2 separate regions of the Homo sapiens genome follow, and region 1 is linked to region 2. A link is a contact called in ENCODE Hi-C or POLR2A ChIA-PET data. All regions are on one chromosome and are shown on one strand. The core of a region is the stretch at or near the end of the contact, and the rest is flanking DNA. Distances in the headings are between cores, read along the strand shown.

Region 1 (5,426 bases), core at 1,644-4,143, 46 kb after region 2:
TGGTCTCCCCTGAAAGCCCGAGGGAAATGCTGTCTTCATTCCCATGCTGTCAATGAGACAACCATGGGGAATGAGCCGTGAGCACCACCATCTTTCTTGTCCCTTCGAACATCTCCAAGTCAGATAATCATAACAATAGTGGCAGGCATCCCACATTCGTATAAGCTGGCAGTCCGTCCTGCCTTGGCCCCCGGCCCAGTTAAGCAGAGGGAGGTGGTGCTGTGCCCTGCATCTCTATGGATGGGGAAACTGAGGCTCGGGGCTGGGAGGAGGCAGATCTGAGGGCTTCTGAGTTTCTCCTCCTCCTGCAGACAAAGAGAGTCACCCAAGGTCATCAGAGCTGCCGCGGCGGCAAAACAACAATGTTCTGACTTCTGGTCAGGTCCTCCTTCCATCACGACGCTCCAGCATGGGAGGGGAGGCAGGCGTGGGGGCCGTCAGGGGCCTCTTTAATTCATGAGTTACTGGCAGAAGCACAATCTCCAGGGAAGATTGATGACCGGCTGCAGGTATTGGTGGGCGGATTCATAAAGCTGTCGGCAGCAGGCCGTAAATCAAATGAATATTCAAGATTCCGCCTCAGGAGCAATTCCCCGGCTCCGACAATAACAAGATGGATGTGGGCAGGAAGGCAGGCGTGGTGGCCTCAGAAGCCCTCGGCCCTGGAATGAGGCACCGCACTTGCTCATAACTTCAGCATCTGCCTGGGAAATCTGGGCAGCTCAGAAGAGGGAGGAGAGCAGATCGTGGACCCCAGACCCAAACGCGGACCCCATGTTGAGGATTATGTTTTATTGAGGCATCATTTACTTGCAGTAAAATGCACAGGTCTTAAGTGGAACATGGGAGGAGTTTGGACAACTGTGTATAATCACCACCCAGATCAAGGTCTAGAACGCCCCATCATCACCCCAGAAAGTTCCCTTGTACTCTTCCCTGCTCACCCCCCATCCTGAGCCCTACGCAGCCACTGCTCTTCTTCCTCTCACTGGAGCATGTGGACTTCTGTGGAGGGCGTGGACTTGTCTGCCTGTTTTGCTCAGCTTTCTCTGCGTGGCTGAGCTGGGAGCAGCTCCCTGTCCTGCTCTGCTGCGCCGTCCCCCATGGCAAGGGTCTGCCGCCATGGTATGGGCCATTCCACCCTTCATGGCCACCTGGGCTATTTCCACTTTTGCCTATTCTGAGAGGCTGCTGTGAATTCCTGCAAGGGTTTTTCTGGGTGCTTTTGTTTCAGGTAAACACCTGTGAGTGCAAGGGCTGGGTCCCAAGGCAGACATAGGCTTTACCGTTTTAAGGAACTGCCAGACAGATTTCCAAGTGACTGTGCCTCTGCATTCCTGCCAGCAGCGGATGAGAGTTCTGGCGCTCTGTCCTCATCCTTGCCAGCGGTGTTTATGACACCTGTTCAGGTGAGTGCAGTGGCATCTCACCAGGAGACCGCCCCCCCCCACCTTTTCTCAATTCACCAAGTCTCCACTGGTCCTGGGACACAGCCTTTGCTGTCCTCTCACGAGCCCTTGGGGAAGGCAGCTCATCTTTGTGGCTGAGTTCAGGAGCCGAGTCCCCACGATCTGCCCTCCCCACCGGGCTGCCGCGTGTTCCTGGGGCTGCCGAGGCTGGGACCCAGAGCTGCCTTTTTAAGAACCTTCCCATGGCTGCCCACTGCTCTCAGGATGCAATGCACTCTCCTTCCGGTGGTCACGAGGCCCAGTGTCATCTGACCCTGGCCACCTCTCTGCTGCCACCCCAGGCCACCATCCTACCTGCTAACCATGCTCTGATCTACTGCCTGGGATCAGGTCCCACCCAGGACCTTTGTCCTGGCTGTTCCTTCTGCCTGGATTCCATTCTCCAGCCCCTTCTGTTGGCAGCTGTGTCCAGGTAGAAGGAATGGCTGCTGCCTCTGAGAGTGATGAGCTTGCTGTGGGCTAGGTGCTGGGCACGGTCACCAGGGGGGTCCCATCACGAACCTCATCCTTCAGACCAGGAAACTGAGGCCCAGCAAGGTCACTGGAACTGCCCAAGGTCATGCCACAGGTCGGGGGCAGAGAGGAGACCAGCCTTCATCTCAAGCCTGTGGAATCATCCTCTCTTCCGGAGTGGCCTGGCATCTTGTCTGGGAAGGAAGCTCTGGGCTGGCCTTGGGCAGAGGCTAGATGATGTGAAATGCCAGCTCCTCTTGGGATTCACACTCCCCCAGTAGGGCAAAAAGCACACTCGTGCCTCTTCCTCTTTTGGAGAACATTTCCCCATTTCCCAACTCAGCATGAACTTCTTTCCTAATTCTGGGCCATATTGCTTCACTGCCATTAGCCCCCACCACAGACAAGTGTTCCGTGGGATCAGGAGGCTTTAGAAGTTAACACAGGACAGAGGTGGCCAGCACCACTAGGGTTCCCCTGGTATCTGGAGCCCCTGTCCATCCTGGTACAAGACCAGCCCCCAGGACTCATCAACATCCCAGAGGTCAAAGTCTCCGCAGGTGGGACAAGCTAGAGCAAATCTTGTCCCATGTACTCTAGTCCCTTCGTATGCTGTTCCATCCGGGGCAGGCTGGTGACAGAAGACACAGTGCCCCCCACCCAGTCCAGGTAGCCCTGCCTTCTCTCCCCAGAGCCGAGAGCACTAATAGCCCCAGTTGTTGAAGAAAGGGACCTGTCCCAGGGTCTTCACTTTGTAGGTCCTGCCAGCAGCCCTGATTTCTATGTACGAATATTGCTGTCATCCATCAACTCCCCTCAAAACAACTCCCCAAAAAACAGTCACCTCAGATTCCCCCCGTTGAAGTAAAAGTTTCTTTTCCTAGACTTCTAAAGTCCAAGAAGGGACCTCAGCAACACAGGCACGTCTCCTGGGCAGAGGCGTGCGTCATGGAAAACTTGGAGGCTGGTGATTGGGCCGTCTCTGCTGCAAAGTCAAGTCCCCGAACGCTTGAAAAACAACATAATGTATTCCTGTCTGCAGCTCTGAGCGAAAGCTCATTTTGTGTCCTGTGTTTCCATTTCCTGAGGATTAATAAGTGTGGAGGGGAACTCGGGCTTCGTGCCGAATATTTATTTAGTCAATATACGCATCAATTTAGCAAATTAGAGATCGCAAGCCATTTCTAAGCAATGCTGTAAAAATAATAGCTGTACTTTAAACTTGTAATGGATTTTGGTTTGGTGGGAGGTGGTGGCTACTACGTGCCTGGTACTTGATAAACAAAGAAGTTTAGTTCTCCTTAAACTTCAGTGGATGTCTGAGTCATTGGAGATGTTTGTTTAAAAAGCAGACAGATCCTATTGCCAAGGGCACAGGCTGAGGGGTCTGGGGTGGGGGCTCTGGAACACAGTGAAGAGTGGGCTTCCGGTGAATGGCCCTGTGTCTACCTCCTGGCTGTGGAGGGCAGGGTTCCTCCGCCTCGGCACTGCTGTCATGAGGGGCTGTGTGCTTCTCCAGTGTGGGGGCTGCTCTGTGCACTAGAGAATGTTCAGTCTCACCGCCATCTCTGTCCACTAGATGTCAGCAGCAGCAGCCCCCTCCCCAGTTGCGACGATCAGAAATGTCTCCAGACATTGGCACGTGACCCCTGGCAGGCAAAATCTACCCCAGCTGAGATCTACTGATGTAGTGCAGGGTTCTCAGGCTCTCTGAGCCTCATTTCTTCATGGAGACACACATTCTCACAAAAAAGCCTTCTACCCCACAACCCGGTGAGAGCACGGCTGCTGCTCACATTGCATAGCTGAGAAAACTGTGGCTCAGAGAGGCCCAGTGACTTGCCCAGGGGTACACAGCCCACCCGCAGCTGACCTGGGGTACGCAAGGCACTTCCTAGTCCTTGAAATGCTCAGTGGCCCCTTCTCATCCCTCGAGCCTCTGTCCCAATGTCACCTCTTCAGAAGGGCCCTCGCTGTCTCCCTGCGCTAGGGTAGGCTCTCACCCCTGCTCTTCCGATGCTCTTTCTTACCCCTCTGCCGTGTTCCCCACAGGACTTGGCCTAGCAAGCATCGTGACTGCGTGCGTATTGACTTGTCCTCTTCACTGTCCCCCACTGGCATGTGGGCCCCTCAAGGTGGGGGGTTCCTGAACTTGCTCCCTGCTGTGGCTCCAGGCCCTGGCGCAGAGCAGACGAATCATAGAGCAATCAAATGGCTCATTGGAAAGGTTCCCAAGGCAAGGCTGCCGGCTGCACCACACCATTCATTCTCCCCATATTCTTTGCTAACAAGGCCCCTGACTTTTAGCTCCTGGTCATATGGGAGTGTGACCAAGTGCTGGCCAGTAAGATGTAAGTAGAAGTCTTGTGTGAAGTCTTTCAGGAAGTGTCCTTACAGGAAGAAGCAAAACCCTGCTTATCCCTTCCTTTTTCCTGATGACTGAAGGTGGGACATGATGGCTGGAGCACAAGCAGCTGCCTTGGACAATGAGGCAGAAGCTCTGTGTTGAGGATGGAGGGTCAACACGGTAGAAGGGGTCTGGTCTTTGGTGACTTCTAGAAGTTGCCTGACCACGCTGAGCTGGGCTTCTGTTACATGAAGGTGAAGTCATCTTCTGTTTCATTTAAGCCATGCTGCCCCTGAGTCTCTGCTCCACGCACCACACTGAACCCTAACCAGTCCTCTAGGCTCTGAGACTGCCCAGGATGGAAAAGGGAACAGATGTTGGTTCTGCCCAGGCTGTTCTCAAATAAGTGGGTTCCATGAGTTTCTTCAATTATTATAGAAGGAGCTCCCACTTGCACTGTTGAGGCTAATCTGCCCAACTCCCAAGGTCAGGGGATCACTCATGCCCCTGGAGTGACAGGTGTGGGTCTGAGGGTCAGAGGGATGTGAGGGGAAGGAATGAGCTAGGATTCAAGTCTTGAGGTACCAGATCCTGGACCTGTGCTCCTTAGATGACACTGCTGCCTCTGACTGTCAGTCATGCCCATCCATCCATCCATCCATCCATCCATCCATCCATCCATCCATTTCTTCATTCACTCAATGAGTGTTCACAATATGCTTGCTAAATGCTGGGGACAGGGTAGTAAACACTACAGCTTGTGGAATCCTGGAGTGAAACAGACTAGTAGGTGGAGATAGACCATGAGCCACCAGACAGAGAAACAGACATGGAGATTACAAAGTGCTAGGCAGGGAGTCAAAGGGGAGATGGAATTGAAAGTGACTGGTAGGGTGGCTTCAGAGAGAAGAGATGGGAAAGTACGCTCTGATCAGGGGAGGTGAGGTTGAGAAGTGAGGAAGGGGGTACTGAGGGCTATGAGAGCTGGGAACGGTGCCCCAGGCAGAGGGAAGAGCCGGTGCAAAAGCTCTAGGCTGGGGGTGGCCCAGGCAGGTCAGGGGATGGGGAGGCTGGAATGGGAGGGGCCGCTCTTGAAGGATTTTTGGTGAGGGGATCAGACCATGGGGACCCTGGTCAGGGAATTGTAAGAAGAGCGG
Region 2 (5,112 bases), core at 1,659-4,158:
CTTCTCCTCTCAGACATCACAGTGGGCCACCCTATCTTCCACCTGCTCCCACCTTGTGGCCTCTTGCTGTTGCTCAGACACCCCAAGCTGGCTGATACCCCAGGGACTTGGCATTTGATGTTCCTTCTGTGGGGATGCTCTTCCCCCCAGTAGCAATACTTGTTCTTCCACTTTCTGCAAGTCTTTGTTCAACTGCTCTGTCTCTGAGGCCTTCCCAGTCCTCCCTATTAAAAATTACAACCACAGGAGGATTGCTTGAGCCCAGGAGGTCGAGGCTGCAGTGAGCTGTGATTGTGCCACTGAACTCTGGTCTGGGCAAGAGAATGAGACCCTGTCTTAAAAAAAAAAAGAAAAAATTGCAACCCCAGTTTTCCTTGTCTCCTTTATTTTTCCCAGGATTAAAAGTTGCTGGGGCCAGGCACAGTGGCTCACTTCTGTAATCCCAGCACTTTGGGAGGCTGAGGTGGGCGGATCACTTGAGCCCATGAGTTGACCATCCTGGGTAACATAGCAAAACTCCATCTCTACCAAAAAAAAAAAAAGGAAAAATTAGCTGGGTGTAGTGATGCATGACAGTGTTCAAGTTACTCGGGAGGCTGATGTGGGAGGATGGCTTGAGCCCAGGAGGCAGAGGCTGCACCGAACCACGATGACACCACTGCATTCCAACCTCGGTGAAAGAGTAAGACCTTGTCTCAAAAAAAAAAAAAAAAAAAAAAAAAAGAGTTGCTGGTATCTCCTCCAAAAATTGGGTGCTGGTGGTCTGCTATGGATACATGTAATTAAAATGTACAATGTGCCTAGGACAAGGTGAGGGTTCTTTCTGCTTTGGTTCTCTCCCCAATACCAGATCAGTGCACGCCACATAGCAGTCAATCAACAGATGTCTGTTGAATGAATGAACCTGAACGTATAATTGTGCAATAAGCTTACCTGGTTCTAAGAGCTGAGTGTTCAAAATAAATTTGCAGTGGGTTTGGTTTATCTCTAAGATTAGTTGTCTATATTTAAGTTTAACATAATATGCACCTTAGCACTTCTTTAACATCTCTGTTTATAGAACTTATAAAGGCTGTTTACTACAATAAAACAATATAAAACAGAATCCCCAAACTGAAGCTGAAAATATATTCACAGTTTACCTTTCCTGCTCTAATTACCTCTGGCTTCTTCTTGATACAGGTTCCAAAACATATTTTCTCCAGAATTAAAATTCAGAATAATTGCCCCGGACAGGGAAGGGACAATTTTCATTTGGAACAAGGGCTACATTTAGGTCGATAAGAGAACTCATGGGAAGAGACTGCTTTGTCTTCCATACGCTGAGGGGCTCCTCCTCAATTCTGGGTCTTCAGGGCTGCCCTGGGGAGAGGCTGACCAAGTATCTGCAAAGCAAAGGAAGGAAAGAAGGACAGAGCAGGTTGTCAGTGAACAAGCAGCCCACCATGGGTCAGAGGGAGGCTGGAGAAGGCTGATAAAGCTGGACTCCCAAAGGGTGCGGCTCCAGCCAGAAACACACTCTCAGAGCCAGGGACCAGGGGAGAGGACGTTGTTTGGTGCAGCTTGCCCTATTCTTCTCTTGACAGCAGAACTGTCCTGATTCAGGAAATCACCTTGACAGTTTATCTGAGGGTGGAAGGAAAGACCCCGATCAAGACACGAAGGGAGAAAGCCAAAAGACTCCATGTTAGAAAGGGAGAACTCCTCACTTTTACTTTTTGTTTTTTTGTGTGTATGATTTCAAAGGGGTGGGACATGAAAAGAACAGAGAGAAAGTGGGGAAAGTGGATAACCAAACCGTCCTGCGAAATGGCCGAAATATTGTTTAAAGATGTATCTTACTAAAGGACTGGTTGTGCGTGCCTCCTTCAAGCCGTCAGCCTGCTGTGGGGCACTCTCAAAAGCCTTGGGGAATGGTTTCTTGTGTGTTTGCTTGTGGTGCGGTGTAGCAAAGAGGCTGGTTCCTGACAGAGCAGGAGCACTGACATCTCGGACAAACACCGCCATTTTAAAATCCAGCTCCTTTTCTAGCCTCATGCATTTCAAGGAAATCACTTCTTTTCTAACTACAAGCAGCCGGAAAGAGCAGACAGTAAAACACAGAGAAGACAGCCCCCGCCCAGAGGGGAGGTGGGGGAAACTCTCTTGGGTAATTGCCAAACTTCACCCTCATACCATGGGCCCCAGTAAAACAGTGGGCCTTAATAAGCACACTCCTTTCCCTTCAGGTGCACTAAGATAGGGAATGTAAAAGCAGACTCAGGGAGTATGCCTGCAGCTGCAGAAAGATGTATGGGAACAGACACACAACTCTCCCTCCCAGATAAGCACAACAAAGAGACACAGAAGGAGTCCAAGCCTCTGATAAACTCTCCCACCCTAAATCCTTAAAAACTCTTAGTCTGTAAGAAAGTGTGCCTCTGACCTAATGTGGCCAGATGTCCCTCTCAGGTTTGTTTTCTCTAAAATAATCCTGTCTTGACCATCAGGCTACCTTTCATGTTTCTTTCCTCTTTCTTTAATTCTTACAGTTCCCTGTCCATAGGAGCACGTGCAGGGCAGGACAGCATCGTGGGAAGGGGAGGGTGATCAGCACCCAGAATCAACCCATAGTGGGGAGCTTGGGCACAATATCTACCACTGGGATTTTGCTTGTGTTTTTCCAAAAAAACTTTTTGTTTTGAAAATAGTTATAGAGTCACAGGATATTGCAAAAAAAAAAAAAGAAAAAAGAGTATGCAGGGAAGTTCCATGTATCCTTCCCTCAATTTCTCCTAATGGGCACTTCTTATGTGTTATTATACAATATCAAAGCCAGGAAACTGACATTGGCACAATCCAGAGTTTGTTTAGACTTTCACCAATTTTCCCTGCACACATTTGTGTGTGTGTGTGTGGTGTCTATCACATGTGAAACCACCACAATCAGGATGCAAAACAGCCAATCACCACACGGATCCCTTAAGCTACCCATTTATAGTCACATCCACCCTCTTCCCTCACCCCACCCAGATGACTGTAAGAATTTAACCCCTTTGGGAACTGGCAGAAGTCTTGGAAAGGACATTGGAATATTCCACAAGGCTCGTATGGAAGGTTCATGCCTATCTTATCTGGATATGAAGGGCCATCTAGGTTGCTGTACTGTAATGCTGGAACTATGTTGATGATACTGAAAAGAACATTCATTGATTTTAATCCTGAATAGCTCACACTCCAAAGTCCTCTCATTTCACAAAAACAGTGGTGCCCAACCCCTTTCTGCATTGGTAGACGGTCTCTGGTGAGGGGCAGGATGGTGCACAGGAGCCATCCTGAGGCTGGGTCCTTGAGCATGAGGGGTATCCATGGATAGGGAGAAGAAGGCATCAGGGAGGTGGTGAAGCATGGGAGGGGTTCATCTTTTTCAGCAGCCCCAAATCCTACTCAGTGCAGTGGCACTGATTGTGTAAATGAGACATCACAGGTTCCTACATTATGAATAAATGATATATTTTAAAACCTAGGACAAAGGTTACAGAGTGATTTGCCTGCAGGAACCAGGCAAGTTAATGACTTTGGCAGCTGGAGAGGGACAGGTGTCCTCTGTCCCAGGTAAGTTCTCCTGATTTTCAAACAGTGACAATTAATTAAAAGAAATTTCAAATTCTCCCGTCAACCAGACAAAATATATGCATGAACTAGTTTTGGTCACTGCCAGCTGGTGACCTTTATCCTGGATATTTCTTCACAGGTTCTCTTCCTTCCTTCCTTCCTTCCTTCCTTCCTTCCTTCCTTCCTTCCTTCCTTCCTTTCTTTCTCTCTCTTTTTCTTTCTTTCTCTCTCTTTCTTTTTCCTTCTTCCTATCTCTCTCTCTCTCTCGCTTTCATTTTTTTAAGTCACAGAACAAGAAGACACAGAAGGAAGAAATCATCCTGAAAGTACTTGTAAGCACTTTACTAACCCATTAAGTCATTGCTTTTCTGAAAGGAGAGCTCTGGAAATGATAATAATGAATATTTGCATAATGCTCTAAGGCTTACCAAAGTCATGTTGGAATACACCGCCTTGATTTTCCTCCTAGGGAGGAATGGATAGTTTGTCTAAGGCATGGATAGTTTGTCTAAGGTCTCAAGGCAGGGAGCTGGATGATGTAACCAGGACTGGCACCCAAAACTGACTTCACATCCCATGCTCTATTTCAATCCCATACCCAATCCTCTTTTCTTTTGGCTCCCTCTCCCCAAACCAGTGTGCCTACAGCAGAGCTCAGTTTTCTTTGCCAGGCATTTCTGACCCTTCTCAATTGGCCCCAAGCTGGAGAATTCAGCTGCCACCACCCCACCAACTATGCCCACTCTCCCAAGTGAGTGTGGAGTTGAAGACATGAACCAGCAACTCACCCTCGGTCAGTTTCAGATACATGTTCTTCTTAGGGTGAGTCAATCTGAGGGGTTCAGCACTGTCCTCAAGTCTTAGCCCCGTATCAGTTTGAGCTCCCCTGGAAGCAGCACCGAGAGTCCAGGGCTTGGGTGCAGGTAGTTTATTTGGAGAGGATTCCAGAAGGAAGTGAGGGAGCAGGGAAATGACACGGGGAAGAAGGAAATCCAGCATAAGGGCAAATTATTGAGGCCTCTGCTGTAGTCCATGGATGCTTGAATGCCAGAAAAGCTTCCAGAATGCTTCCCAGATTGCCTGCCAGAAGGACTGTGGGCAAGGAGTGTTCGCCCACCCCCTCTCGTGCTTGCAGTCAAGGGATGCTCTTGGGGTATCCCCCCACTTTCTATGTTTGCACATGGATTAAAGGGGACACCCACTCTGAGGAAGGCCCTTAGGCAGAGAAGGATACCCTGGGCTCCACATTGGAGCCTGGGGAGCCTGAACACACACGGAGCTGTCACCACAGGTACGTACAAAATCAGGGTGTGAGGGCACCTTAGGGGTCTTGCCAGAGCTCCCAGCGACATGACAATTACTTCCATGGTGCCAGCCAGAGAAATAGGGTCTGTTTCCAATACAGAGGAGCAGCTGGCTGTGCTGGACCTGTTGTGTTGAAACTGAGAGGTTATTGCAGCTTTTTGAGGAATTTTCATGTAGAATTTAGACCATATGTAATTTTGACTGTGTTCAGAA

What was found. A loop is a pair of places that touch in the nucleus more often than their neighbours do. ChIA-PET counts read pairs that join two places held with the same protein, here RNA polymerase II (POLR2A). Pooled maps may share reads with other maps.
Region 1: a map of dorsolateral prefrontal cortex shows a loop between it and region 2 (1.9-fold over the local background). The contact joins two enhancer-like sites. A Hi-C loop is called at or near these places in 21 of 168 maps with a recorded cell type or tissue (GM11168, GM18951, GM23248 and 17 more), 3 of 37 single-sample maps with no recorded cell type and 10 of 50 pooled maps. POLR2A ChIA-PET finds 5 or more read pairs at or near these places in 9 of 52 experiments (A673, HEK293T, HepG2 and 6 more).

The regions. Positions count from the first base shown.
Region 1 is chr20:57,579,667-57,585,092 of GRCh38, forward strand. No RefSeq gene overlaps it. Among named protein-coding and RNA genes, the nearest start is that of PCK1, 21 kb to the left of the region's middle. Within about 2 kb of position 2,894, at least 11 of the 41 ENCODE cell types and tissues checked have a DNase peak (open chromatin) inside an H3K27ac peak, as active enhancers do.
Region 2 is chr20:57,534,008-57,539,119 of GRCh38, forward strand. No RefSeq gene overlaps it. Among named protein-coding and RNA genes, the nearest start is that of CTCFL, 11 kb to the left of the region's middle. Within about 2 kb of position 2,909, at least 2 of the 41 ENCODE cell types and tissues checked have a DNase peak (open chromatin) inside an H3K27ac peak, as active enhancers do.